2 separate regions of the Homo sapiens genome follow, and region 2 is linked to region 1. The links are chromatin contacts, found by Hi-C or POLR2A ChIA-PET in ENCODE. All regions are on one chromosome and are shown on one strand. Each heading gives the region's core, a stretch centred on a gene start or an enhancer-like site at or near the end of the contact. The rest is flanking DNA. Distances are from core to core; before and after follow the strand shown. Region 1 holds the start of ASRGL1 (asparaginase and isoaspartyl peptidase 1). Region 2 holds the start of TAF6L (TATA-box binding protein associated factor 6 like).

Evidence for each region. Hi-C counts contacts between places; a loop is a spot of excess contacts on that map. ChIA-PET counts read pairs that join two places held with the same protein, here RNA polymerase II (POLR2A). Pooled maps may share reads with other maps.
Region 2: a loop to region 1 is called in a pooled map, with 4 times the contacts of the local background. The contact joins the promoter of TAF6L here to the promoter of ASRGL1 in region 1. A Hi-C loop is called at or near these places in 3 of 50 pooled maps. POLR2A ChIA-PET finds 5 or more read pairs at or near these places in 2 of 52 experiments (A673 and GM12878).

What each region holds. Positions count from the first base shown.
Region 1 is chr11:62,335,213-62,342,238 of GRCh38, reverse strand. It overlaps ASRGL1 (asparaginase and isoaspartyl peptidase 1), which reads right to left and starts at 4,791. Exons shown (of 7, transcript NM_001083926.2): 1 at 4,665-4,791; 2 at 4,072-4,349. The coding sequence starts at 4,261. RefSeq lists an enhancer at 4,211-4,880.
Region 2 is chr11:62,768,776-62,775,600 of GRCh38, reverse strand. It overlaps TAF6L (TATA-box binding protein associated factor 6 like), which reads right to left and starts at 4,205. Exons shown (of 11, transcript NM_006473.4): 1 at 4,111-4,205. It also overlaps a transcript of TMEM223 not described here. RefSeq lists enhancers at 3,616-3,755, 5,918-5,967 and a silencer at 3,946-4,355.

The DNA of each region.
Region 1 (7,026 bases), core at 3,542-6,041:
TTTACCTATCTCAGCATCCCACAAGTTACTTCCTCCTTCCTTTGTTCTCCTCTACCTTTGCCTCTTTTAAAAAATTCTAAGTTGCGAGCCAATCGAAACAAATAGAAAATGTAAGGTCCCGTTTCAGCCAATAGAAACCGGACACAGCAGTAGGGTAAATGCGTCAGGTTATAAATAACCCTGTCTCCTTTGTTCAGTATACTCTTGGGACAAAACTGCTGACAAGTGTACCCTTTCAACAAAAAATAAAAACGGCCTTACTAAATAAAATAAATTAATGTTCGAATACTATTTCTTTACAGCACCAAAAAACAAACATTTCAAACATACGACATCCTGGAAATGACAAAACTACAGGAATAGTAAACAGATTAGTTGTTGCCAGGGGCTGGGAGTGAATGGAGGCGTGGACTCAAAGGGATGTGGGAGAGTAATGTAACTGGTTTATATCTTGATTGTGGTGGCAGTTACATGACTATATGTCTCTGTCATGGAACTGTATACTAAAAAGGGGATCTTACTATATGCAAATTATACCAACAAACCAACACCAAACCCATTAAAATTGTATGGTATTAGGCTAGTAGATTCTAAACCTGGTTGTATCTCAGAATCACCTGGGAATCTTCAAAACAAAGAAATGAATACCAATTCCTAGACCCCACTACAGATTTTTACCTTATTGATTCTACATTGTAAGTCCAGAAAGAGACTGGATAAATGAAAAAAATCCTGTTTTCAGCCGGGCGTGGTGGCTCACACCTGTAATCCCAGCACTTTGGGAGGCTGAGGTGGGCGGATCATGAAGTCAGGAGATCCAAGACCATCCTGGCTAACACAGTGAAACCCCGTCTCTACTAAAAATACTAAAAATTAGCTGGTCCTGGTGGTGGGTGCCTATAGTCCCAGCTACTCGAGAGGCTGAGGCAGGAGAATCGCTTGAACCTGAGAGGTGGAGCTTGCAGTGAGCCGAAACTGTGCCACTGCACTCCAGCCTGGGTGACAGAGCGAGACTCAGTCTCAAAAAAAAAAAAAAAAAAAATCCTGTTATCTCAAAGATTCTCTAATAGCTTGTAAATTGAATTGTAGAGAGAATATCTCAAGTGCTGTGTAAATATCGCTGAGCTCCAGTGAAAGCAAATGGTCATTTGGTTGCCAATCTAAGTAAGTTTTTAAAGAATATTCCTAGCATTCAAATTTAAAAGTTCAGTCTTTACAGTGTTGGTATCTAAAAATCAACCACTTTTCAATTTGACATAAAGTCAAATGCACACTGAAACAGGAATAGAATGTAAATAAACATAATGTTTTTACAAATGTTCAGGCAAGTTGTGTCATGAATGCTAATTACTGCCACTGAACTCAATACCTACTGGGAGTCAGCTTTTTGTATGAAGTTCCCAAACAGTTATTTATTCTAGAGGATTATAGCAGAGGATGCTGGGAATATTGCTTGCCGGTAGTGACCTTGGCTGGGAAAAGCCAAGGTCCACAGTACGCTGTTAAAAGTCCCACCTTTCCCCCCATAATCTTTGCTTTCCCTCTTTTCAGCTCTACTCTTTTCTTCCTCAATATGCGGAATAGAGGACATTTGAAAGATGAGAGGGCAGACGTTGAGAAGGAAGGCCTCTGGATACAGAGCAAAAAAATGAGAACTAGCTGCTCCAATTCCCTAATCTGTGCTTCCCAATGCATGCAGATGACAAATTGTTAGAATAAGAGATGGTCGGAAACCAGAATGACCCATTTCAAATGAAGGTCCTGTGTAAATAAGTGAGGGTTTGACAGCCCAGGGGGTGCTGAGTGCTAAGAAGCGTAAGGTTTAACAAGTCACCCACAGAAAGAGCTGGCTGCTCCCTCTGCTGGCAAAGTCAGTGCCTATCTGGTAAATTCTGGCTCTACAAATGGAGCCATGAAAGCACACTATTAGGTCTCATTTTAAATTCAGATGAACTTAATTTTATTTTCAGAGACAGAGTCTCACTCTGTCACCCAGGCTGGAGTGCAGTGGCGCAGTCTTGGCTCATTGCAGCCTTGACCTCCTGGGGCTCAAGGAATCTTCCTACCTCAGCTTCCTGAGTAGCGGCGGCTACAGGCTTGTGCCACCACGCTCAGCTGATTTTTGTATTTTTTTTTTTTTGTAGAGATGGGGTTTTGCCATGTTGCCTAGCCTGGCATTGAACTCCTGAGCTCAAGTGATCCGCCCACCTCAGCTTTCCAAAGTGCTGGGATTACAGGCGTGAGCCACTGCACCGGTCTCAGGAAGAATTACACAATTTTTCACAAGTGTTAAAGAGTGCTGCGTAAAGGGGACAGAACAAGAGTAAATATTTGATGATTAATTAAGATTTCCTGAAATTCTTTTCCCTGACAGATGGGTGGTATAATTCCAGGAAGTATTTCAATCTCTAGCCTAGATCTTAGGTTTGCCATTTTAAAACAAAGAGATGAATGTCTTCCACCAAGTTAATCTGTTTATGCCTTAGTCTGATCTGAGAAATGAGGATAATAATTATGCCTAACTTATACCTAACTCATTTAACTCAACTGAGTTTAAGTGATTAACTCATAAGTGAATCATTTAATGTTCATTATGAGTTAACTTGAGTTAGTTTAACACAAGTTAACCAACTTAAGAGAGTTACATGATCAACTCATTTAATGTTCAGATTCAATAAATCAAGCAAATTTCTTAGACCACTGCCTGATACATGGTAGATACTCATATTAGCTATAATGATTAGTATTCCAAAAAAGGGTGGACTGAGTGAAAGAAGCGAAACACAAAGGAATACACTCTGCACTCCAAAGTTAACCTGAAAACTTTGGAACCTTGTCGGGGGAGGTAGGACATGCCTCATTATTCCCTCCTCCCTTTTGGAATTCAGGCCCAGCTGACCAGCACTAACATTAAAACAGATCTTAAGACTGACAAAGCAGACTTTGTAGCAATAAGATACCAAATTCCAGCGGGACTCTAGTATGACATCACATGACAGATAGCAAGCCCTGAAAGTGAAGTATTTTACCCCAAATTACGTTTCTTCGCCATATCTTGAAATAGTCCTGCAAAGCTAAAGCTATCTCTTGTGGGGAAAATCTACATTCTGAAGAGAATCCCCTTCCTTTTCTAGGCCTTTTTCCTGATTCAGGAGAGAATCAACTCTGATAAGAAACATTTACAATTTATTCTCTCAATAGACTGCTACCTGGAGACTTCCTCTGCCTAAGGGAAATCTTGGTCTCCTCAACCTCTTATCTTAATGCAGACATTCCCTTCTTTTTTCAGTTTTTTTTTTTTTTTTTGAGATAGTCTCGCTCTGTCGCCCAGGCTGGAGTGATCTCGGCTCACTGCAACCTCTGCCTCTCAGGTTCAAGCTATTCTCCTGCCTCGGCCTCCCGAGTAGCTGGGGTTACAGGCTCCTAGCACCACGCCTGGCTTTTTTTTTTTTTCTTTTGTATTTTTAGTAGAGGTGGCTTTTCACCTGTTAGCCAGGCTGGTCTCGAACTCCTGACCTCAGGTGATCCACCCGCCTTGGCCTCCCAAAGTGCTGGGATTACAGGCGTGAGCCACCGTGCTAAACCGCCTTCTATTAATTCTATCTGCAGCCACAAGTCCTTATATAATCCAGACATTCCCTTCTGTGGATTCCAGGTGTTTGGACAAAACTTTAAATCAATTGTTCATCAGAAAATCTTTGAATCTTAACTATGACCTGGAAACCACTCCCCCTCCCCCAGTAGTCTCACCTCTCCAGATGGAACCAATGTATGTCTTGTATGTACTGATTGACATCTTATGTCTCTCCAGAAGCACACATTCTCAGGATTTCCCAAGAGCTGTATCAGAGGCCATTGGTCACTCATATTTGCCTCAGTATAAATCTCTACAAATATTTTAGCGTTTGACTCTTTTCAGCACAGGTAGAAAAATTAAATATTGTTTCTTTTTTACATACTTAGTTTCACCCCAAAGCTCATTAGATTCCCTAACACTATGTAGGTTCTATTTATTCTGAAGAAGGAGCTTGACCTGACTCACATTATTTACTAGCTGAAAGGCACATTTACCTGCGTTGAACTCGGGATCGTCTTCCAGGGCGACGACAGCTCCCTCTACGGCATCCACGGCGCTCCCGCCCTCCCGGAGGATGCCGTAGCCCACGGTGGCGGCTCTGACCATGCCCTGGTGCACTCGCTCCTTCCGATCCTTGGAGATGGGACCGGCTCCGCCGCCGTGGACCACTACGATGGGATTCATGTCGGCGGATCCTAGGCAGCAGGAAGGCGAAAGCGTCGTCCAAAGCCAGCCCAAGGAAGCCGCGCGGGTACAAGGTCCTCGGGAGACCCTGTGGGGACAATGCCCAGTCTCTGTTCTGAACGGCTGGGTTCGCAGCTGGGGGTGGGTAGGGGCGGCTCGGTCGAGCTTGGTACGAAAAGCCCAGGGGCCCGGCGCCCTCCCGCGTTCCTCTCCGCCCCCGGCCCGGACCTGCTGGGGGTCTCAGTTTCCCCGGGGACGTTAACCCGCGCCCACCGCCGCCCGCCTCCAAGCCCCGGCGCCGAAGGAGGATGTCTATTTCGCCTTCGGGAAAATGTCTATTTTCGTTTATTTCATTCGCCCTCCCGCGTCTCGGGCGGCTGCTCCGGGAGGGCCGCCGACTTACCCAGGGCACCGCAGGACGCGGACGCCGAGACCTCAAGCTGGGTCGAGCCAGCCCCGCAGCCGCCCGGTACCGCCGCTCCCCGACGCCGGCTCGAAACCGCTCAGCCCGCAACCGCTCTGGTCACAACGGTTCTGCGCCTGCGCACGAGGGCGGGACCGCCGCACGGCCCAGTTCCCATAAAGCCCCGAAGGCCGGCTGGCGCGCACCTGTCTCACTCCTCTCAAGAGTCTACGCTCTTGGCCGGCCCGAGCTTCCTGGTGGCACGCGGGGAACCTCCTGCTCCTGACCAGGCTAGGGGCTGGGTGGTTGGGTTGGTGGCGAGAAGCGTGAAGTGGCATGCCACGATTTTGTAATTGCAGATTGAAAAGCAACGCTAGGCTGTGCGCAGTGGCTCATGCCTTGTAATCCCAGCACTTTGAGAGGCCGAGGCGGACGGATCACCTGAGGTCGGGAGTTCGAGACCAGCCTGACCAACACGGAGAAACCCTGTCCCTACTAAAAACACAAAATTAGCTGGGCGTGGTGGCGCATGCCTGTAATCCCAGCTACTCTGGAGGCTAAGGCACGAGAATCGTTTGAACCTGGGAGGCGGAGGTTGCGGTGAGTGGAAATCGCGCCATTGCACTCCAGCCTGGGCAACAAGAGTGAAACTCCGAATCAAAAGAAAAAAAAATTATACTGGGACAATGGGCATAAACAGGGACAGATCCAGGCAAACTGTGATTGATCTCCTGTGGATAGGAGAGTCCTTTCCCTTCTTGTTTACCCACAACTGATAACATATTTTACCACTCTTGGGAATTCCCTTTACTCCTGTTTTACCTTCGTTTCCTGCCTTAAGGCCCAGTTTAAATGAACCCCTCCTGCAAAGCCTTCTCCCTGGCACCCCACTAAGGATCAGTCATTCCCTTTCTAGTGACCTATTGTTAGAGATTACCACAAATTTATTGGCTTCAAACAACACACATTATCTTACAGTTCTGGTGGTCAGAAATTCAAACTGGGTCTGCAGGGTTGAGTTCCTTCGGGAAGCTCCAGAAGAGAATCTGTCTTTTCTTGCTTCTACAAGCTGCCTGTATCCTTGGCTCATGGCCTCATCCTCCATTGCCAAAGCCAACAGCCTAGCATCTTTAACTCTCTCTCCCTCTGGCCTGTTTCTGCTGCTACGTCACTTCTCTCTCTGTCACCATCATCACGATTTTCTTTTCTGACTCTGACTCTCCTGCCTCCTTCTTAAAGGAAGTCCCTTGGGATGACATTGGGCCCACCCAGATAACCCAGGATAATCTCCCTTTCTTACAATTTCTATTCTCATCTGCAAAGTCCCTTTTGCCATGTGAGGAGTGTTCACAGGTGGAGATTCGGATGTGACACCTTTGAGGGCCGTTATTCTGTCTCCCACACTCACCTCTTGGAAGAGGGTTATTTTAGCACGTCTCAACTGGTCGTGAGCCTAGTTGTGTCATCATAATACAGCTCACCATCATTTGGTTTCAGCTATTTATAGGAACCTGAACCCTACCCTATGCCTAGCCCTAACTCAAACCCCATCTCTACTGTTTTTCCTGATTGATCTGGAATTCAGTGATCTGGCTGAGGCTGGGGAAGGTGGCTGGTGGCCCAAGCAGGTAGAATGTTGGTTTCCATTTGATCCTCCCATCTCAGCCTCATGCGTTTATCTACTTCTCTGATGGGCTTCGTATTCCCCATCCCAATCCAAAGTCTCTTAGATAAATTCTCTAGAAAATAAACTTCTGGTCTTTGAGGAGGAAAGAGGAAGCATCTTTTTGTCCGGCTCTGTGGGATAGGAGAAGGAATCTGGCTAACTCCTCTGTAGACGATGTTCCATCAACAATCATTTTATGGATTAAGGATTGTATTCAACTGTCCCTGACGAAACGTGACCACAGTGGTTTAACCAGATAACTGTTGATTTGAAAACAACAATAACAACAACAACAACAACAACAACAACAAGACATCTAGTGGTTGCTGCCCAGGCTGGTGCAGCAGCTCCAAGGTGACACAGATGTCCCATCTCCTTCTCTTCCCTTCAGCATGTGGCTTTCACATTTATGGTGCTCCTAGGCACCTTGATCACTATTGGGGCAGAAGGAATGGGGAAGGGCAAAGGGAAGAAGGCTTTTGCCAGCTCCCCTTTGTTCCTTTAATTCAGGAAAGCTCTCTAGCTTTCCTAGAAGTCCTCCAAGTGGACTTTTATTGGCCAGAACTGGATTGGGGGGCTGCCCCTAGTGGCAAGAGAGTCTGAGTTTTTATTTTAGCAGGGTACATCATGGCCCTGGATAAAATCAAGGTCTCTTGGCAAGAAGGAAGGGTGACAGGCTATTGGAGAGACAACTGG
Region 2 (6,825 bases), core at 2,956-5,455, 430 kb before region 1:
CCAGTGGGTCAAGAACGGTGAAGCTAGACAAAGTCCAAAGTGTTGGGGTTCACAGAACTAGGTCCCATTCCTGCCCTGTCACCTTCTATGTGAATTTGGCCAAGGCCTTCATCAGTCTGAGCCCTTGTGTCCTAAACTGTAAAACAGGCACAATAATTCCTGCCCTCTCTAGCTCACAGGGTTGCTGTGAAAATGAGATGACTGATATGATTTGGCTGTGTCCCCGCACAAATCTCACCTTGAATTTTAATAATCCCCACGTGTCAAGAGCGGGACCAGGTGGAGATAACTGAATCAAGGGGACATTTTCCCCCATGCTGTTCTCCTGATAGTGAGTTCTCAAAAGATCTAATGGTTTTATAAAGAGCTTTTCCCCCTTTTGCTCGGCACTTCTCCTAGCTGCAGCCACATGAAGAAAGACATGTTTGCTTCCTCTTCCACCATGACTGTAAGTTTCCTGAGGCCTCCCCAGCATTGAGTCAGTTAAACCTCTTTCCTTTATACATTACCCAGTCTTTTCTTTTTTTTTTTTTTTTTTGAGACAGAGTCTCGCTCTGGCGCCAGGCTGGAGTGTAGCAGCGCGATCTCAGCTCACTGCAACCTCCGCCTCCCGGGTTCAAGTAATTATCTGCCTCAGCCTCCTGAGTAGCTGGGATTACAGGTACCTGCCACCACGCCCGGATGGCTAAATTTTTTTTTTTTTTTTTTTGAGACGGAGTTTTGTTCTTGTTGCCCCCAACTCTCCTGCCTCAGCCTCCCAAGTAGCTGGGATTACAGGCACGTGCCACCACGCCCAGCTAATTTTTGTATTTTTAGTAGAAACAAGATTTCGCCATGTTGGCCAGGCTGGATAGTAGCTGGGCTTTCTGCCTATGTGTTTGGTCTTCCCCAGTTTGGCTGCAGTGCCTAAATGCTGGAACCTGTTTTGTTCACAGGGTATAGCACAATAAGAAACCGACAAAAACAGCAGCTGATGACTCACTCCAACAACGCACAGCACCAGAAGGTAGGCTCCCGTGCGCCAAAGTGATGCATCCACACCTCAGACAGGAAGGCCCAGATCCAGGATGACCCACCCAGGCATTGCCCCCACTACTCCTCTGGCAGGGGATCAATGGGTCACCAGTGACGTCCAGGTCCCTACATCCAATGGACAGCTATGTGGCTTCTGTGCAGCACTCCTCCCAATGGCTCCCCATTGTCTTTGAAATAAAGAACAAATTTGGGCCGGGCGCGGTGGCTCACGCCTGTAATCCCAGCACTTTGGGAGGCCGAGGCAGGCGGATCACAAGGTCAGGAGATCCAGACCATCCTGGTTAACACGGTGAAACCCCATCTCTACTAAAAATACAAAAAATTAGCTGGGCTTGGTGGCGGGCGCCTGTAGTCCCAGCTACTCGGGAGGCTGAGGCAGGAGAATGGCGTGAACCCAGGAGGCGGAGATTGCAGTGAGCCGAGATCACGCCACTGCACTCCAGCCTGGGCAACAGAGCAAGACTCCGTCTCAAAAAAAAAAAGAAATAAAGAACAAATCTGAACAATGGCTCTGGAGGCTCTGCATGTACTGCCTACTTCTGCAATACCTCTTACCTCTTATCTCCTACTTTCTTGTGTTCTGTATTCCCACCTGTGTCCTCCTTTCAGTTCCTCAAATACACCTATTTTAGGACCTTTGAACACTGCTTCCTCCACTTGGAACTCTCTCCTCCCTGTCCTCCACCCCCAATCCCTTTGTCTAGTGAACTGCTACTCACTCCTTCAGATTTCAGTTCAAATGTCACTTGCTCAGGGATGTCTTCCTAGATCCTCCAATGTCCTTGCATTCTGCCTCCAAACCAGTCGTAAGAATTTGTAGCTGGACCCAGTGGCTCACGCCTCTAATCCCAGCACTTTCGGAGGCCAAGGCGGGCGAATCACCTGAGGTCAGGAGTTCAAGACCAGCCTGACCAACATAGAAAAACCCCCATCTCTACTACAAATACAAAATTAGCCAGGTGTGGTGGCACATGCCTGTAATCCCAGCTACTCGCAAGGCTGAGGCAGGAGAATCGCTTGAACCCGTGAGACAGAGGTTGCAGTGAGTCAAGATCGCACCAGTGCACTCCATTCTGGGTAACAAGGGGAAAACTCCGTCTCAAAAAAAAAAAAAAAATTGTAGGCCGGGCGCAGTGGCTCATCTGTAATCCCAGCACTTTGGGAAGCCAAGGCGGGTGGATCACAAGGTCAGGAGTTCTAGACCAGCCTGGACAATATGGTGAAACCTCGTCTCTACTAAAAATACAAAAATTAGCTAGGCATGGTGGTCCGCGCCTGTAGTCCCAGCTACTCCGGAGGCTGAGGCAGGAGAATTGCTTGAACCCGGGAGGTGGAGGTTGTAGTGAGCCAAGATCGCACCACTGCACTCCAGCCTGGGCGACAGAGCAAGACTCCATCTCAAAAAAAAAAAAATTTGTAATTATAGGCCAGGCATGGTGGCTCACGCCTGTAATCCCAGCACTTTGGGAGGCCGAAGCTGGTGGATCACGAGGTCAGGAGATGAAGACCATCCTGGCTAACACGGTGAAACCCTGTCTCTACTAAAAATACAAAAAATTACCCAGGAGGCTGAGGCAGGAGAATCACTTGAACCCAGGAGGCAGAGGCTGCAGTGAGCCGAGATTGCACCACTGCACTCCAGCCTGGATGACAGAGCTAAACTCAGTCTCAAAAAAAACACAAAACAAAAAACAAAAACAAACAAAAAAAAAAGATCTTCTAAAAGAAAGAAAGAAGAACTATTCTTTTTTTTTTTTTTTGGAGATGATGTCTGATGTCTCACTCTGTCACCCAGGCTGGAGTGCAGTGGCTTGATCTCGGCTCACTAAAACCTCCGCTTCCCGAGTAGCTGGGATTACAGGCCTGTGCCGCCACACCTGGCTAATTTTTGTATTTTTAGTAGGGATGGAGTTTCGCCATGGTAGCCAAGCTGGTCTGGAACTCCTGACCTCAGGTGATCCGCCCACCTCGGCCTCCAAAGTGCTGAAATTACAGGCGTGAGAGCCACCGCACCTGGCCCGACGAGCTTTTTTTTTTTTTTTGGAGACACAGTCTCGCTCTGTCACCCAGGCTGGAGTACAGTGGCGTGATCTCGGCTCACTACAACCTCTGCCTCCCTGGTTCAAGCAATTCTCCTGCCTCAGCCTCCCGAGTAGCTAGGACTACAGGCATACGCCGCCATGCCCAGCTAATTTTTTGTATTTTTAGTAGAGACGAGGTTTCACCGTGTTGCCCAGGCTGGCCTCGAACTCCTGAGCTCAGGCAATCCAGGTGCCTCGGCCTCCCAAAGTGCTAGGATTACAGGCGTGAGCCACCGCGCCCGGCCACGAATAGCACTGTACTATGCCTGAGACACAGCTAAGTGCTTTATATGGATTACTTCACTATATTCTCAATAATAAGATATTATTATGTATTTCGTCTATTTCACAGGCAAGGAAATCAAACCTCAGAGGCTAAATGTTCCATGACTTCTCCAAGATCATGAAGTAAGCACTGAGTAAGTAGGGAGGGGGAGCAAGGACTCAACCCCTTGCTCCTAATCTTTACTCTATACCGCATTCAGGAGCCGCCAGCTGTATGGGGAACAAGGCCTGGATCCCACCCCAAAGACATGGATTGGAGACCCACCCCTTGGTGACCCTAGACCCGCCAATAGATCGTTGTGAAGCTGCAGTTTCCCTATCTGTAAAATGGGAGCATTTAGTCCACCAGCGCGAAAGGCACGGAGGGAGTTTCCCTATTATATGACCGTACACGAAATCTAGACTGTGACCAAAGTCTCCCGCTCCTCAGCCTCCTCTCCTCCGCATCCTCAGCCACTAGTCACGCTGGAGAGGAGGCGTGGGAACTGACCTCCGCGGGCCGGGCCTCGGCAACGCGCATCCTCCCACCCGGCCTAGCCCAGCCCAGATCGGGGAGGGGGTGCGCGGGGGGAGGAGGTCAGGGGTCACTGAACTTGGGTCACGTGGTCAGCCAAGGGGGCGGGCCCTCGCGGTGCGGGCTCCAAGACTGGTGAGTAAGCAGTCGGCGTCGGGAATGGGGAGTCCTTGGACCAGAGCAAGGCCTGCTCACCTGAAGACCCCGGCGTGGCGAAGGCTGCTACCGAGACGACGGCGGCGGGGGCGGTGGCGGCGGCGCCCACTCACGAGCTCACACTCATTCCCTCTCCCGGGGCCCCGGCCCCGCCCTCCCCAATACAGCCAGTCGGCGGGCGCCTTGGAAAGTTTCCGGCCCTCCAGGAGGCTTCCTGGCTCTTGATTGGCCAGTGTGAACAGACTGTAGAGACCGGCGGTCACGTGACGCTGAAGATTCCCGCTTCTTAAAGCAACCTCTCTTGCTACGTTTGCGAGTAGGTGTGTATTGTTTTAACACACGTTTAATAAGCATATTTTATTTTTTTTACCACCACAATAGTAACGAGGAAATAAACAGTCTCAAAGACAGCGTCTTGATTTTCTTTGTCTTGTTTGCTCGCGAGTTTCTGAGCACCCGCATTTTCGCGACTGCAGCAAAGCTTTAGATTTTGGTGTCTGGCTTAGTTTTCCTGCCCGGCCTACCTCCCCAACATCACATGCCACTTCCCCTTCCTGAAGGGATAGATGGGGCTCTCGGTAGGTGTTCTCGGCAGGCAGAAGGGACTTCTGACCCGGCCGAACATCCCGTGCAAGCTCCGGACTCCAGGGTTCTGCTCTTTCTGCACCTACTTCGCATTCTCCCCACGCCTGTGAACCAAATACAAGCCCTGGCCTACCTCGCCTTGCATGACCGTTGGACACGCACACTGACAGCTCTCTTTCTCCAACTCCCACTGCAATAGCAGCTACTTGGGCAGTTCTTAATTGATAAGCAGTGGGCTTAGTGAGTAAAGGATGGTATTTGGAATCAGACCGACCTGGGTTAAAATTCTGACACTGCCTTTGGGCAAATTACCTAATATGGAGTAATAATGCGCACTTCACAGGGTTGTTGTAAATTAATGTCTGTGAGAGTCCCTGGCAGAGTTGGAGGTTAAACTTCTTTCCCGGCCGGGCGCGGTGGCTCACGCCTGTAATCCCAACATTTTGAGAGGCCGAGGCGGGGGATCACCTGGGGTCGGGAGTTCAAGACCAGCCTGATCAACATGGAGAAAAATCCATCTCAACTAAAAATACAAAATTAGCCGGGTGTGTTGGCACATGCCTGTAATCGCAGCTACTCGGGAGGCTGAGGCAGGAGAATTGCTTGAACCCGGGAGGCGGAGGTTGTGGTGAGCCGAGATCGCGCCACTGCACTCCAACCTGGCCAACAAGAGTGAATCTCCGTCTCAAAAAAAAAAGAGAGAAACTTTCTTTCCCTCACATGTCACAAGGCATACAGTGAATTCCTTTAAGTTCACCCAAGATGGGGTAGTTTGCACTGAGTGAACTGTGGGAACATTCTGCAAGGGAGCATGAATGTACACATTTTTTCTCTTTCCCCCTCTCAGGGTTAGATGCTGCTGCCGCTGGAAAAGAAAATCCCCTGGGACCCGAGCTGGCAAAGCCAGATGGATGCGACTGTGGTTGCCATGGCAACCCCACCTAAGGAGAATGTGACCCTGCTGAGTCTCTTCCACTCATATTCAGAACCATATTAGAAGTGGTTTCAAGTGTCTGCCCACCTGTGCGTTAAGGGAAAGAGAGAGGGCGCTCTCCTCTAAGGTCTGACTGAGCCTGAAGTCAGCTTAGCCAGACCTGGGCAGCTGGCTGACCTCCTTGCTTAGGTTTACTGTTCTGGACAGCCATCAGCAACCTTGGAGACACTAGAAGATGGGAGGGAGACCGGGACTGCCCGGGACCTATTAGATGTAGTGAACCTGTATCCAACCTGTCTGGAGCTCATTTGCTCCCAATCTGAGTGGAGGCAGGAACCAGGGAAGGCAGTAGTGAGACCTCCATGGCCACAGATGGGAGAAAGGTGGCTCGCTCCACACACCCAATGCCTGGCAAGAACTATGATGGCTTTGGTGTCAGACTTTTTTTCTTTTTTCCTTTTTTTGAGACGGAGTAACACCCTGTTGCCCAGGCTGGAGTGCAGTGGCGCAATCTTGGCTCACTACAACCTCCACCTCCCAGGTTCAAATGATTCTCCTGCCTCAACCTCCCAAGTAGCTGGGATTACAGGCACTTGCCACTACCACCAGCTAATTTTTGTGTTTTTAGTAGAGACAGGGTTTTCACCATGTTGGCTAGGCTGGTCTCCAACTCCTGACCTTGTGATCCACCCGCCTCTGCCTCCCAAAGTGCTGGGATTACAGGCATGAGCCACTGTGCCTGGTCAAAGTCAGACTGTTTTTATTCATTTATTTTTATTTTTATTTATTTTTTGAAACTGAGTCTCGCTCTGTCGCCCAGGTTGGAGTGCAGTGGCGTGATAGCTCACTGCAACCTCTGCCCTCCCAGTTTCAAGTGATTCTCCTGCCTTAGCCTCTGGAGGAGCTGGGATTACAGGTGTCCGACACCATGCCTGGCTAAGTGCTGTAAGTTTTGTATTTTTAGTAAAGATGGGGTTTCGCCATGTTGGCCAGGCTGGTCTTCAACTCCTGACCTTGTGATCCGCCCGCCTCAGCTTCCCGAAGTGCTGGGATTACAGGCATGAGCCACCATGCCCGGCCAATTTTTTTTTTTTTTTTTTTTTGAGACAGAGTCCTTGCTCTGTTGCTAAGGCTAGAATGCAGTGGAGCAATCTCAGCTTACTGCAACCTCCACCTCCCCGGTTCAAGCGATTCTTGTGCCTCAGCCTCCTGAGTAGCTGGGATTACAGGCACGC